Regions from separate parts of the Mus musculus genome. Here region 1 is linked to region 2. The links are chromatin loops, found by intact Hi-C in ENCODE. Cell type or tissue: left cerebral cortex. All regions are shown on one strand.

Region 1 (8,000 bases), 330 kb after region 2:
AGGAGAGGAGGGAGGGAGTGTGTGTGGTGCCGTGTGTGGTGCTGTCTTACTGTGGCTGTAGGAACATGGCGTATGTGACTGAATAAGTGAGAAGTGCTGCAGAGAAGCTGACTGGAGAAAACAGTATCTGAGCTGCCACGTGGAGACCCTGATTCTGCCTGCTCTTCATAAAACGTTACTCAAGTACTGTAGGCGACAGTCTTTCCTGGGCTTACTAATTCAGCTGTCTCCAAGAGAAAGTTTAGTCCTTTGTCCTTGCAAATGCCACTGGATACAGTATTTGATTAGTATTCTAGTCAAATATTTGATACTAGTTAGCTATATATGATCTATGCACAAGATAATAGATTGAGTTGTGCCAGGGTCTACAAAAATCTGAACAGTCCTTCTAAAATAATCAGAGCCAGATCACCTGGCACATTGTAGAAAACATGGATTTGGATCTAAGATGCTTGCCTTTTAAATTTGGTTTATGCGTGTGTTTTTGCATGTATGTATGCATACCACATGCATACATTAGTGCCTGTGGAGGTCAGAGAGGGTGTCAAATCTCTGGAGATATAGGTGGTTGTGAGCCATTACATGGATGCTGGGAATTGAACTAGGTTCTGTGCAAGAGCAGCAAGTAGTCTTTCTTAATGGATAAGCCATAACTGTAGCCAGGATCTTGCTTCTTAAGACTTTGTAAGATTTATAGAAGACTGGGTAGGTAGTGTACTTGCCTTTAATCTCAGTACACAGAAAGCAGATGTAGGCAAATCTCTTGTAAATCCAGCCAACCCGGGGCTACATGTACTGAGTCAGTCTCTGTCTCTGTCTCTCTCTTTTCACTCTTTCTCAGGCATACAGAATAGGTTTGTGAAAGTTAAATATTTATAAAAATAATTATTTATTAAAAAATAAAAAGGATTCCAGTATATGAATAGGTACTTTTAAAAAATTAACAATGTTTGGAATGAAACCATCACTGATTTTGACTAAATTATTGTCATATTTGGATTTAATCAATACTATGCGATCTAAGTTAAATATACATTTCACTTCATATTTAGTGTGATAAACTTTTCTTTTGTTTTTTTCTTCAGATGTATGGTCTGCAGGCTGTGTGTTGGCTGAATTGTTGCTAGGACAACCAATATTTCCTGGGGACAGTGGTGTGGATCAGTTGGTGGAAATAATAAAGGTGAGATGGTTGATTTACACTTTTGTACTTTTGAACCAAAAATGTTACACACATACACACACACACACACACACACACACACACAAGCACACAAAGCAATACCTTTACAGTGGGAAAGGAGGCTGGGGACGTGATTCAGAAGTGAAAGCCCTCGAGGTGCAAGCATTAGAAGTAGAGCCAGCTCCCAGAGTAGAGACCCACATGAGTGTTTCCTGGGCTTGTCATTCCCACCCAGAGAGCCCTGAGCAGGCTGCCTGGGAGGAGAAGCCATGTCTACAAGCTCTCCGCTCGATTGAGACCCTGCTTAAATGAATGCAGTGGAGTCGTGACCAAGGACAATTGCTGAGACCTACCTAGCCTTGGGCCTTCATGTACAAGCATATAGAGGATAAAAAAGGAGAAAGGGGTTGTAGGTCATTTAACAAGCTGTGCTACAGAGCAGGTTGGGGAGGGGGGAAACATTGGCTTCCTTTTTTAAAGATTTATTTTTATTGTATGGATTCCTTTCCTTTCCTTCTTTCTCTCTCTCTCTCCCCCCCCCCCTCTTTTTGGCCTGTATGTGCATTTGTGTATTACATGTGTTCATAGTGCTCTCCAAGGCTAGTAGAGAGTGTTGGATCGTTTGGATTCTCAGACTGGAAGGATTACAGATCATTGTAAGCCGCTGCCACATGGGTTCTGGGAATCAAACGTCTGGGAAAACAGTCTGTGCTAAGACACCTTTCCAGCCACGTGATCAGATTATTTTAAGATCTGTGTCATAATTTAACATTGCTTTTCCTTTTAATATCAGGAAAAATAGGGATTTAAAGCTACTGGGTCCAAATATAGTTGAAGAGGTCATCTTCCCTAACTCTCTGGAATTGGGTTTCACAGCTGAGACCACTGTGGTCACCTCTTTTTGTTGTTGTTGTTGTGTTGGAAAACAGGGTTTTCCATGTAGCCCTGGTTATCTTGGAACTCACTCTATAGACAATGCTGGCCTTGCACTTTCAGGCTGAACTCTTAACTTTGTCAACAATACTGCTTTCTTCTTACTGATTAGAAACAAGTGGTAGAAATCATGTAAGGACAAAGCAATCTTGGAGAAGGGCTTTTTCAAATGTACAAAGTACTCTTCAGTATTTATGAGACCCTTTGTACTTTTTAAATATATGTGTGTGATACATACAAGAGAAACATGAAAGAAGTCCTAGTTCCAGTATTACGCTAGGATTATTGAACTGGTGTTCAGTTCTTAGAAGAAATAAGAACTAGGCATTAGATACAGAGACCTCCTGTGTATCTCAAAGGGAGTGATACATTTTTGTTATCATTCTCTCATATATTACATCCCAACTTCAGCTTCCCCTCCCTCTTCTCATCCCAATCTCTCCCTCTCCCCACTCCCATCAACTCCTCAGAACTTCTGAACAGAGCAGGCCTCCCATGGGTATCAACCAAACACCTATCAGGTTGTAATAAGACTGGGCACATTCCTTAATTAAGCTGGAAGAGGCAACCCAGTAGGAGGAAAAGGATCCCCAACCAGTCAGAAGAGTCAGAGACAGCCCTGCTCCTACTGCTCCCTGGAGTCCCACAAGAAGACCAAGGTACACACAACCATATGCAGGGGACCTAGGTCAGACCCATTCAGGTTCCCTCTCCATAGCCCCAGTTAGTCCAGGTTAGTTGATTCTGTGAGTTTTCTTTGGTGTCCTTAACCCCTCTGGTTCCTACTTTTAAAATTGCAGAAACAGAAATAGTATTCATTTGGGGGTTTGTTTACCCCAAGATTTTCAGACATTGCCCTTTCTTGAATATTCTGCTTAGGCTGAGATTCACCTGGAATTTTTTTAATGTTTTGTTTCTGCAAATATATAGCAGATGAATGGTTTTACTTTGGTGCTCATATGGTTTTTTTTATATAATCACAGAATAGTTACCTTTTTATGGAAGGACAGAACTTGTTTCCAAGTTTATGAAGCAAAGGCTGATAGCTAAAAACAGTTCTAATAAAGAATAGATTAGAAGGCTTCCACTTCCTAGTTTCAAAACTAATCATGCAGTTACAGTAAGTAAGAGAATGTAGAACTTGCATGCGTATAGAAATGGAATATAATTGAGAGCCAAGAAATAAATCTTTACATTTATGGCCAATTGATTTTTTTTTTGACATGTATTCTAAGAGAATTCACTGTGAGAAAACCGTAATTACAGGCAGTAGTACTTAGACTACTGGGTATGTATGTTCAGAAGAATAAAGTTGGAATCTATCTTTCTTATTACACTTTTGTGGAGGAGAGAACATTTATACAATCCATGGAACTGTGAATTAGCACAGACAGTATGGAAAAATATTTGAAGGTTCCTTAGAAGACAAATGTTTAATTATAGCATGATCAAGTCCCCTCCTGCACGAGTATCTATCCCGAATACTTGAGAGTGTGAAAGCTGCGCCCTCGGATAGTCATTGCAGCATTGTTTGTCGTAGCCAAGATGTGAATGACACCAGCCTGTGTCATCGTTCAAGAAACAGATGGTGATGTCATCATCATTGAATAAATGGATGGCGATATGCTTTATTTCAGCTTGCAGTTCTCAGGCCACACTCCATCACTGAGGGAAGTCAGGGCTGAAACTCAAGGCAGCATCCTAGAGGCAGGGACTGAAGTGGAGGCCATGGAGATGTGCTGCTTACTGGATTGTGCTCATGGCTTGCTCAGCCTGCTTTCTTATGGCACACAGGATCACCAGCCCAGTGGTACCACCACCCACAGTGACATGGGTCCTCCCATTTCAATCTTCAGCCATGGAAAATGCACTTTAGACTTCTCTACAGGCTAGTCTTATGGAGGTATTGTTTTTAATTGAGAGTCCCTCTTCCCAAATGACACTATCTTATGTCATGTTGACATAGAACTAGCCAGCACACCCCTTATCCTTTTAGAAAGTCTTTCAGGGTATACACCCTTGTAGCTGCGTGTATTGAGTTAGTGAAGGATTTTATCTTGGGATTGGGCCTGGAATGTAGAAGTTGTTGAACTGAAGGAGCTCAAAGGTAGGTTTAGAGGAAACAAGCGAGACCAAGGAGTGGGCTGTGTCATCTCTGGTAACTGAGCAGTGTGAGCAGTGTGCAGACGCTGGGTTTCTGTTGCAGTGCTATCTGGAAAGGCTTCTTCTTAAGAATCTAACCCTTGAACTGAGTCTTCACCATGGAAACACATAAACTATTTAAAGAGGAAGGTAATGCTTAGCAGTTTACCTGAAGACAGGCCTGTTTTAAATACAGCTTGTGGTTGTGAATGCAGGGCTGATAGATTGAGTGTACCAGGAACGAGGAACCTAGAGCTGTGGGCAGTAGGTGCATACTATATTCTAGGGAGTTAGAAAGCCACTGCAGGATTTTGAGCAGAGGAGTACCAGTTCTAATATAGTTTCTTTACTACACAGCAGCTTAAACAAAACGGCTACACCTGCAGCTCCTTCTTTGAAGTTTGGTGCCCTCTGGTGTTGAGCCATAAAAAAGCAACTAATCCCTTCTGAGTATTGTAGTTGTAATGCATTGCATGCATTGTATCCTATTGTAGTTGTTTTGTCTGTTGTCCTTGTGATGTAGTGTAGTCCTTGTTCAGTCGGTTTTAGACAGCCATAGAGGGCGAAGCTCAGGAGACCTCAACCCTAGCTTAAGAGCTACAGGCAACTAAGGAATGCTGAGAGCAGGAGAGATAGCTTTCTCAGGGAAGAGCATACTTAATTGATATCCAGTCCAAATGGTTATCTCTGACAATGTGTAATACAAGTAACATCGTTCTGACTGAGTGCTCTTGTGTGCTCCGCCCCCCCAACACCTGTCCCTGTCTATGTGTGAAAGGTTAAAGCAAAGCCATGAAATTTGAAAGGGTGGGGGAAGTGGTAAGGTTTGGAGGGGGAAAAGGGAACGGGAGAATGATATAACTATCTCAAAAAATAAGAAAATTGGTTTTTTTTTTTTTTAAAAAAAAACCTATGCAAGAAACACCCTTTTCAGAGCTTTTTATAGATACTTTCTGTGGTGTTTGTTTATTTATTTATTTACTTCAGGATGTCAGTTTGGCATCTGTTTTGATGTTTTCCATGTGGGGTCAATTTGTTACTCGTGGGTGAAAAAATATTGTAAGAAATGTAGACAATGCCAGATCTAGCTGAAACGATTTTGTTTAAGGGATGAACAAACATCCCAAAGGGATGTAGCAGATAGATCCCTGATTTTCCATTCATCCTGCCCATCTCTACAGTATAGAATGATGGGCAGAAGAAAAGATACTTTCTGCATAGATGGACAGATCATAAACTCTGTTACAATAGAAGTGTGATTCCACCTCTGAGTGATAAGTATTATTTCTCCTTCCTCTTTTACTACGTGAATATTCTAGTTTCCTTTCTGTTGCTGTGATTTCAAAACAAAACAAAAAATACGCTGACCGAAAGCTCCTCAGGGGAAAAGAATTTATTTGGCTTACACTTCCAGGTCGCAGTCTGCCATTGAGGAAAGTCAGAGCAGAAACTTGGTGACAAGCCTGTTTACTCCATTCTCACACAGCATTACCTCTGACCAGGAAGCTCATTCATAGCTAAAGATGTACAGCAGAAACTTGGAAGGATGCTGCTTGGCGGCTTACTGGCAGATCCGTGCTAAGCTGGCTCTCTTACACAGCCCAGGACCTGCCTGCCCAGCAAGTGGTGCCTCCACATTGGGCTGGGCTTTCCTGGATCAGTCAACGAACAGTCCCATATAATACCCCATAGTCCAGTCTCATCCCGGCTGTTCCTCAGTTGAGACTCCTTTCTCAGGTGACTTGAGGCTGTGTCAGGTTGGCAATTAAGAGCTCACTAGGACATTGCACTGCCGTGCTTAGAGAAAAGTGCATAGAGCAAAGTGACGAGTTCACGTTGTTGAGGGACTTCATTTATACGGAATTCATAAGTAAGTATTCTTTTTTGTGAATAGGTATCTTTCATCAAAGTTTCTTGGAGATTAAAATAATCCTATTTCTTAAAATCCAACTGAACTTCATTCTGTTTCTGAAGTGATACGGTCCTTATTAAATATGCTATCCATAAAATGAAAAAAATTAAGCTGTCCAATTTTAAAACATTAGCTGTGTTAAATCAGGTAAAATGCTCTCTAAACCTATTAAAAATTAATGTGACAACTAGGCCTTTCAAAGTTGAGCTGTAGTGGTTATTAAAATGTCTTTTCCTTGTGGTGTTGGCTTTGCTCTGTTGTCATGGGGTCTCCCTAGGTTTTAGACTTTTAGCTTGACCTTTGTTCACTGAGCAGCCCTTATTTCTATCAGCATACTGTTTTCTACCTTAGCTGCCAGTGTGAATAGAGTTTGCTTCTGTCCCATCTGCCTGCCTCGTGGATCTTCTTACATGAACACCAGCTCCTCGCTCTCCATCAAGGTGTTTTCAAGAGTCCTTAATTTATGTTGTATGATTGTGTCAGCCCTGGTGTTTTTATTATGTCAGTGGCCTCAGGGGCTCTGTTGGCTTTGTTTTAATTTTGAGATAGGGAATTACTGTCTATCCCTGCCTGTCCTTGAACTTGTTTTGTAACCCTGTCTATTGTCAGCTTTGGCAGTTCTGCCTCAGTGTCCTGAGAGCAGGGGCTATAGGTGTGAGCCGCCAGGCCTTGCTCCTGCCGGCTTTTTTATCAGTTATTTCTGACCTAGACAAAGCACCTGACAGTAATGGAAGGAAGGATTTGGTTTGTCTCCCAGTCAGGGGACACAGTCCAGTCGAGGCAGGGAAGGCACGGCCACAGGAGCCTGAGGCAGCCCTCACACTCCATTCCTACCTGGGAAGCAGAGCGCATGGATGCTGTGGTTTAGCCCGCTTTCTCCTCTAGTTCATCCAGGACCCCAGCTCATGGAAGCCCCTCATAGTAAATCCTACCCAGGCAACAGTAAGGACTAACTGCCACGACTTTTCAAGTTAATATTTCCTTGTGTTGTTTAGACATTGTTCTAGGATTAAAAATATAGCTCTTCATTTTCTTTTTTTAATTAATTATTTATTCAGTTTACATCCTGACTGCAGGCCCCCCTCTCTTCCTAGCCCCACCTCATGCTGCCCCTACTCCCAGCCCCTCCCTTTCACCTCCGAGAAGTGGGAAGTACACCCTGGGTACCAACCCACCTGAGCATTTTCTATACACATTTTCTGGAATCTCTGCCTGAGTGCTTCACTTTCCACATTCAATGCTGTATTCGTAGGGAAGCGGGAGAGACAATCTCCTCTAGCTGTACCTACTTAGAGTTCTCCTGAGGTTTGTTTCCATATTTTTAATTGTGTTTAGATTGCTATTTCCTCATTTGTCTGTTTTACCTCTTATGTTGAGACAGGTGGTTCCTCTTAAAGATGCTTTCAGGGTTCAATTTGTTTCCTACAAAACAGCCATGTGCAACAAGTGAATATGGTTAAGAGGGTTGTATCTGTCACTACAAAGTGTACAGTAGACTGTGATAGTGCTAGAGAGATGCATACAAAATACCCCTGAAGCAACCAGAGAGAGAAACAGTAGAAACTATCAACCACATAGGTAAAAAAACTAAACTGTGTAATCACCTCTTCCTTATTCTCACAAGGAAATGAACACTTGGGTGTAGCCATCCTTCAAATGACTAGTGGATTACACAGGGTCTGAGATTAATGGGCTGTAGGATTGATGTGTGCCGTGTTACCTGGAGAACACATGCCAATGATTTGTAAATGTTTTATTACATAAACCATTTCTCTCTCTCTCTTTCTCTCTCTCTCTCTCTCTCTCTCTCTCTCTCTCTCTCTGTGTGTG
Region 2 (8,000 bases):
GTGTGTGTGTGTGTGTGTGTGTGTATGTGTGTGTGTGTGGTGTGGTGTGTGTGTGGTGTGGTGTGGTATGTGTGTGTGTGGTGTGGTGTAGTGTGTGTGTGTGTGTGTGTGTGTGTGTGTGTGTGTGTGTGTGGTGTGTACGTGTGTGTGTGTGTGTGTGTGTGGTGTGGTGTGTGTGTGGTGTGGTGTAGTGTGTGTGTGTGTGTGTGTGTGTGTGTGTGTGTGTGTGGTGTGTACGTGTGTTGTGGTATGTGTGTGTATGTGCAGAAAAGGGACTGAGTGGAAGGAAGAAGGGGTTGGTTTGACAGGAAGGGGTAAGGAGAAGAGAACAAACACTGCATCCTCATATGCAGGACGTCTGTGTACATAATATGAAAGCAGGTCTGGCGGGAAGGGCTGGGTGGCAAGGGAGAGTGAGGGTGGATTGAAGAGGCAAAGCCACAATGATACGCATGTATAAGCAAGCTGTGAAGAACCACGTGACTTATTACACTTGCATAAAAAGTAATTATAGCCGGGCGTGGTGGCGCACACCTTTAATCCCAGCACTAGGGAGGCAGAGGCAGGCGGATTTCTAAGTTCAAAGCCAGCCTGGTCTACAGAGTGAGTTCCAGGACAGCCAGGGCTACACAGAGAAACCCTGTCTCCAAAAACCACACATTAAAAAAAATTTAATTATAAACAAATCGTGCCTGCAGTGAATGGTAGGGAGTTGAATATAAGGGCATGCACTAAAAAATGAAAATGAAGAGCTTTTCTTTACATGGGAGCCCATTCTGGTTGAGGAGATACACTGTTTACGTTGATATTGATCGTTTTCTTGTTATAGCTTCAAAAATAATACCATGTTCAACTTTTACAAGACAGTTTCTGTTCGACGATCTGCTTCCATCTAGCCTAAATTCAACAAACAGATATCGATAGCACAAATCTTTATTAAAATAGGTCATACTACAGCTCTTCAAGCAGTAGACTCTAAATTTTGTCAGTTTGCCCATTTCTTTGCTACAGCTCCATTTTCTACCCTCTTTCCTTCACTGTTTATTTAAAAAGGAGTTTCTGCCCCACTTAGGACTTTCTGCATAGCTTCAGATTCTATTATTGAGATCATCTTTCCCCTACTACCTGATGTTTACACAGGCTAGCTCTTTTTCTCAATCATGTTTTGTTTTTTTCCCTCGTTTGACATTGCTACTGCTTGTTGTTTTACCAAGAGTACACATTTTTAAAGCATTAAGTATTCTTGATCACAGTAGGGCTTCTTCTAGAATATTAGGTTGATCTGAAATAAGGTCCATTTTAAAAAAGGAACTTCCAAATCAGATGTCTTCAAGACACTTGCAGATTTTATTTTATTTTTTAGACATGGTTTCTTTTTTTTTGTTACCCTGACAGTCCTAAAACTATGTAGATCAGGCTGGTACTCACAGAGACACTCCCACCTCTGCCTCCTGAATGTTGGGATTAAAAGCAGGTACTACTATGTCTGGCACATATTTTTTAAATTCCACTCATAGATTGTTTAAACTAACAAACATGACAACTCAATCATAAAGCTTAGCTGTGAAGTAGCATGAAGTCTCTCATCTGCACAACTGAGTAGATGAGGTTATGATTTTTAGGAAAAAAAGCAATTTAATCCCACTGGTTATCACATAACCTTTTAACTTTCTTGTATTTAAGCTCGGTAAGAAACTAAGCTTTTCTCTTATTTCCACTAATGACTTTAAAATTACAAAACGAAATCTCAGAAAAGATTGACATTGAAATGGGATCAGGATGAAAATAAATCTACTGGAATTAGTGAATTAGAGCTAGAGTCAAGACTTTCCCAGTTAAATTCTATCTAGTTCTCACTTGCAGAGTGCTTTGAACGCTTTCTCCATCTGAGCTCAGTGTAAGCTAGATCTAATAAAGGGGGCTCCTATATCCAACTCCCAAGCGCATTCCCATGCCCAAGGGACCAAAGCCCACAGGAGTGATTCTGTGATTGACGTGGACAAAGTTCTTATTGGACACACAATACTTTTACAATGGTGCTTTTTGTTGTTGTTTTGGGGTTTGTTTTTTTTCCAAACAAGGTTTCACTGTATAGCTGTGGCTGTCTTGGCTCGCTCGCGTTAGACAATGCTTTAAGAAACAACAGGCAATCAGGGAAGGGAAGGTCTTCAAGCATGCTTTCCAGCTGGGGCGACAGCCATCTCCGACTTTGGCTTTAGCTTCGAAGAGGCCTTTGTTCTTCACCGTGTAGCCCTGGCTAGCCTGGGCTATGTAGGTCAGGCGGGCCTCAGACTCAGTACGGCTGCCTCTGCATTTCAGAGCGGGGACGAGAGGCGTGGGGCCACCAAGCACGTTCTCCTGAAGACATTAAATTCTCAGGCTACGTCCCCGTCATGGCTACTCTCTCTGGATCCCGCAAAAATGGGGGGGCCCCGGCCTCAAGTGAGAACAAAGGAGGCGGCGCCCCGTGACGCGCAGGCCCCCGGGCGGGATCAACAGCCCCGGAGCTGTTTACTCTGGCGGCCAAGGCCACCACCGGGTGCCACACTATAAAGGGCGAGCTGCCCGCTCCGGGGAGCCTCAGGCCTCCGGCTCGCCCACCGAGCCCCGCGACGCCCGGGCGAGCACAGCTCCCTCACACGGTTCCCGGGAGCGCCAGGCCTCGGCTCCTGCGCAGCGGACGCCGCGCCGTGCGCCACGTGAGGCGGAGCCCGGCCCCCGGAGCGGCGCGCGCACCCGGCGCCGACCATCGCGTGACTCGGAGGGCGCGCGGGGGTGAGCGCCCGGGCCGTACCGGGCCGCGCCGCGCCACTTCCGACGCGGCGCTCGCTTTAGGTTCCGGGGCGCGCCGCCTCGGCTCGCGGGCCCGGGATCCGGCGGGATGGAGGAGGCCGCGCTCGGGGAGGCCGAACTCAACTGGTCCCGCCTCAGCGTGTCGGCCGAGGCGTTGGAGTCGGAGCTGGAGGCGCGCGCCGAGGAGCGGCGCGGCGCGCGCGAGGCTCTCCTGCGGCTGCTGCTGCCCTACAACCGCCTGACGTCGCTGCCGCGGGCGTTGGGCGGCGGCTTCCCGCACCTCCAGCTCCTGGACGTGAGCGGCAACTCGCTCACGGCGCTGGGGCCCGAGCTGCTGACGCTGAGCGGCCTGCGCACGCTGCTGGCCAGGAACAACCGGCTCGGCGGCCCGGGCTCGCTGCCCAAGGGCCTGGCCCAGTCGCCGCTCTGCCGCAGCCTCCAAGTGCTCAACCTCAGCGGCAACTGCTTCCAGGAGCTGCCCGCCTCGCTGCTGGAGCTGCGCGCCCTTCAGACCCTCAGCCTGGGCGGCAACCAGCTGCAGAGCATCCCCGCCGAGATCGAGAACTTGCGGAGGTGAGCGGCGGCGAGTCCCGGGGGTGGGGAGCGGGGCGGTGGCCCGAGCTCCGTGGCACCGGGTTGGAGGGGGAGGGGGACTAGGCGAGCCATTGTCACCCGTAGCGTCTGACCAAGGGTGGGTGGGTGGGTGGTAGCCTTTGGGTTGTGTTTGGCCTGCCGCAGGTCTTCGACGCCCCCCGCGCCCCCCAATGAACTCTGGAATTCATTGTGGAGACCATGCTAACCTCAAGCTCACAGAGCTCCGCCTGCCTCTACCTCCCAAATCTGGGGCTAAAAGACATGCGCCACTAAGCCGGACTTCGCCTTCTTTCTTGAGTCTAGACAGGGAGTCAAAAGGGCTCCCGTTAACAGAGGTTGGCGATTTCTTACTGGTTAAGTCTTCCGAGACTTTCCATGCGTTTGCATCAAAGTGGCATTTAACGTGGCGTAGGAGGTGCTGACCTACTTCCTTGGTTTTTATTTCCAGTTCCCCTCTTTTCCCGATACCCAAAGTACCATTTGTGGAGTCAGTGAGCCTTGCACACACACACACACCCAGAAAGGCAGCTTCACTAAATTGTGGGGTTGGGGTTGGGTACAAAAAAAAAAAACAAAAAAACCCAAAAACAACAACAACAAAAAAAAACCACGCTGCGCTTCCTTTGACCCTGAGGAACTATTCACATTTCAAAATTTTATCTTAGGAGTCTTTTCTGTAATTCTAAAAAAAAAAAAAAAAAAAAAAAAAAAAAAAAAAAAAACTGTTCCCAGGACAATTAGAGCCAAATTACTTCCTCTGTGTGTCACACATCATACCATTGTATCTGTGTTACTGTATGTTACTGAATGTGATTCCTTCTTTACAGGAACTGTCTGTCCTATCTCCTAGTGGCTTAGTCAGTAGTGTACTGGAGTGAGGAGGTGCAGAGAGGATAATAGAAGTGCTCTAATGTGCCCTGCAGGGGAGTCAAAGCAAAACAAGAAAGCATCTTCCACTTGTTAAATATTTTTCCTCTCTTTTAATTGGTTAGCCAAGATAAAAGAATGTGGAGCCAGAAAGAACCTTCGAGTTAACAGGGAAAACATTGACCCAGGAATAAGACTTTTTCTTCACATCTCACCCTTCTGCTGGTCACTTAGCACTTCCTGTTTGCCAAATGAGGCATCTGGACACAGTGTCCCTTAATTTGCTCCTCGATAGATGTTTACACAGTACTTGATGTGTCCCAACATTTTCCTAAGTTCTGGGGCTAATCCCCTGAGATAGAATGACAGGGATTTGACCTATTTTGGTTCTTGAGTAAGTGCCGTTTGAGTCAGCCTTCTGAAGGAAGTAACAGTGAAGATTTGAGTGTGAGCCATTGGACCAATCCAGGTAAAAAGAAGAGTGTGTGTGAAAGTCCAGGAGCAAGGAAAAGAACTGCTGAAAGATGATCATTGCAAAGAACCGGGGACACTCAGAGGGTGTCACATCTTGAAGACTTCCATAGAGTGTGGGTTGTATTCTGAGTGCACATGTTTGTTCCTGTGGAGTGGCAAGGGGCTGAATGAAGGAGAAGGGATTTGGGGGCTGGTTAGGAGGCCATTGTGGTAGACACCGGTAACCTACAACAGGAGTACTAGGGAAAGGTAGGATATAGGACAGGTAAGGGGAGATTATGTTCATTGGACAGACTTTGGTTCCTCTTAATTTTAACATGTCGTGTTTTATTTCAATCAAGTATTTTTAAAATTTTTTATTATTTTTGTTATTTTTGTTTTTTTGGTTTTGTTTGTTTCGAGACAGAATTTCTCTGTGTAGCCCAGGCTGGCCTTGAACTCAGAAATCCACCTGCCTCTGCCTCCCAAGTGCTGGGATTAAAGGCGTGAGCCACAATCTAGCATATTAGGAGGAGCCCAGGGAGAGTAGTCAATGATTCTAAGATGAGGCACTCTCCATTTTTAGAGGAAGAAACAAGGGCTCAGAGAAATGAGGTCTCTCTCAAGATCACAAACCTATTAAGTAGAACTGGATTTGAATACTGGGGTCTCTGATGCCAAATTCAAGAATTTTCCACAGTGGCCAGCTAGGGCTAGGACTTGAGTGTCTAGGCTTCTTTTCTGGGAAATACGCAATTCAGAGGATTGGGTCAGGCCATGTATACCTGGTTGAGCTGATTTCTGTACTGACAACAACTACGCAAGGCTGTTGGTCACTATGTTCTTGACTTGAATTTTTGCATCCTGGTTGTTGTTGTTGTTGCACTTTATTTCTCTACTAATAGGAATCAGCAAAGATTTAGATAATGAATTCTACTTGGATGTAGGCCAAAAGGCTCATTGCAGAATTGTACTCCTAAAGAAAGCAGCAGCTTTGACCATGGCCTAGTTCGTTTCCTTCTTTTCAAGGATGAGGAAGTTGAGATTTTGTATGAATGAGTTGCTTGAGGCCAGATCAAGGCCACAGCAAGAGTTGAGTGATTTTAGTTCCCAGAGACTGCTAACTATTCTGAGATAGTTCATTACTGGTGGGACATGGAGAGGTGGTGTTACAGTCGCTTGAACATCATGTTCTTCCAGAGCCTGGCATGTACTAGGTGCTGTAGTGGGCTGGTCTGCTCCTCCCTCCCTGCTGCTGAGGGTGGACTGCATGGCCTTCCACGTGCCAGCCAAGAGCCACTGCTTGAGTCAGGTTGACTATTTTGGCACATGAAGAAGATTCTGTCCTTGTAAAGAACACTTAAGAGAACAGTTTTTTTTTAATTACACAGCATATATAGGCCACAGAAACTCCTCGTGTCCACTAGTCACATTCCAGGGAAGAATAACAAGTCTTGGTTGCGTGTGCCACTGGCCTCTCTGCGTCTCCTGGAGGTCTCAGATGAGATCTTTGCACTAGACTTGTTGATCCTTCCCTTAGTGGCAAAAATTAAAAAAAAAAAAAAAAAACAAGTAAATGGGTGCTGGAACGGAGCTCTTGTTTATTTTTATGATTGACTTCATTCCCCTGAAGTCAGGATATTATAAATATAATTCTGTTTGTATAGGATTTATCAGCAAATAAATGTACGTTTGTGGCTTTTGTGTAGGCAAACATTTTTGTTTTACAGTGCTGAAAGGTAGTAGTTCTCATTTGACACTTCTTCTAATGAACTTAGGTTTTATCCCTCTCAGTTCAGAAACTAATTGAGTAAAAGATCAATTTATTACTCCTTGAGCAGCAAACTTTGAGTAAATTGGTTGTATGGCATCCATTTGGAGACTAAATCTGAGCCAACTGAGTTTCATGACTCTTTTTCCCACCCACCCCCTTTGATGTCTTCTGTTTTGATGACCTTTTCTTGGTGTCTTTTTAATGTGGTTATCAAAGATAAAGATAGGATTGTGACAAAACTAAAAATTAATCCCTGGAATGTTAAAGCTGTCTTCGGTGGACAGCCTAGGGAAGGCGCAACTCAACAAGATCATAGAAGGGTGTGCCAAAAGTTAAGTAAAAACTCCTCCCCGTTTACATTCATATATCAGATTTGTGGGTTGGCCTCCTTCAATTTCACACAATGCATTTTGATAGTGGTCCACTCCTACCTCTGGACCCACCCAACTTCCACGTTCTCTCTCATTTTGTATTTTCTTTTAAACCCACCAAATTCAATATTTGTGTTGCCTGGCTACTCTTGGTTGTTGGCCTTGCTTTGGAATATGGTTGACCTACTGGGGGTTACACCCTTAAAGAAAACTGACTTTCCCCATCCCTGCAGCTATCAAATGCCTAAGTAATAACTCAGTTAATGGTGGCGCTTGGAATCCACCTCCTCCACTCCATGCTGGGATTCCGTGTGGATTGAGCTTACACAGGTCATAATTGCTGTGAATTTGTATGTGCAGTGATCCTCTCCTGTCTAGAAAATTCTGCTTCCTTGAAGTTATTCACCACCTCTAGCTCTTGAGAGTCTTTCTACCCCTTCTTACTTGACAATTCCTAAGCCTTGATGAGCTATATATGTGTCTATGTAAAATGGATGTCCAATTTAGGACTTAACACTCCTCGGTCTTTTATTCTATGAATGTCAACCAGTTGTGGGGCTCAGTATTAATTGTTATTTTTACTTCAAGAAGAAGTAGAATCTGGTTATAATTGAGAGATGCACTAATCTTGTATATAGCAGTAAGTCATTAGGAGTCCTTTTAATACTAATCCATTTACTAGAATAATATTAGTTTTCCATTAGGCCTCTGACATACCCACAGGTTGTTTTGCTTCATTAACATTGGCAAATATGGGTTTGATTTTATGGAAAAGGCCTTAAATCCAGTCAGAACGTAGCACCATGCCACTATTGCATCTGTGGGCAGATTCAAGCTCAGACCATGTGCTGTGGCTTGAAAGGTTTACCACTGGCTGAGATTACTTTCCTCTGCTGTATCATACAGAGCGCCTTCTAGCTAGCCAGGAGAGACGAAGCTTCCTGGGCAGTACCCATTTGATTTCTCCGTGTTTTATGATTCAGATATATAATATCTTCAGCAATTTAGTCTTACCATGGAGATCTGGAGGATAATCCAAAGCACTGACAGTGGCCTGTAATAGTTAGAGATTTCTGGGACCCCATTCACCACAACTCAAAAAAAAAAAGCAAACTATTTATCTTCTGGTATGTTGAGGTATTCTGCTG

What was found. A loop is a pair of places that touch in the nucleus more often than their neighbours do. Peaks named below come from ENCODE experiments on the same cell type or tissue, not always from the same donor. Only the 100,000 strongest peaks of a DNase experiment are listed, where the experiment ranks them.
Region 1: a loop joins it to region 2, with 2.4 times the contacts of the local background. A loop is called at or near these places in 2 of 42 quality-filtered maps.

The regions. Positions count from the first base shown.
Region 1 is chr16:38,192,812-38,200,811 of GRCm38, forward strand. It overlaps Gsk3b (glycogen synthase kinase 3 beta), which reads left to right. Exons shown (of 11, transcript NM_019827.7): 7 at 1,086-1,183. Among named protein-coding and RNA genes, the nearest start is that of Gm25617, 39 kb to the left of the region's middle. In left cerebral cortex, a CTCF peak has its summit at 4,669 (motif pointing left); DNase peaks (open chromatin) are centred at 51, 3,744 and 4,668.
Region 2 is chr16:37,865,615-37,873,614 of GRCm38, forward strand. Lrrc58 (leucine rich repeat containing 58) reads left to right here and starts at 2,786. Exons shown (of 4, transcript NM_177093.3): 1 at 2,786-3,366. The coding sequence starts at 2,882. In left cerebral cortex, a CTCF peak has its summit at 4,330; DNase peaks (open chromatin) are centred at 2,481, 2,759, 3,776, 4,588 and 2 more places; H3K4me3 peaks cover 3,691 bases; H3K27ac peaks cover 4,159 bases.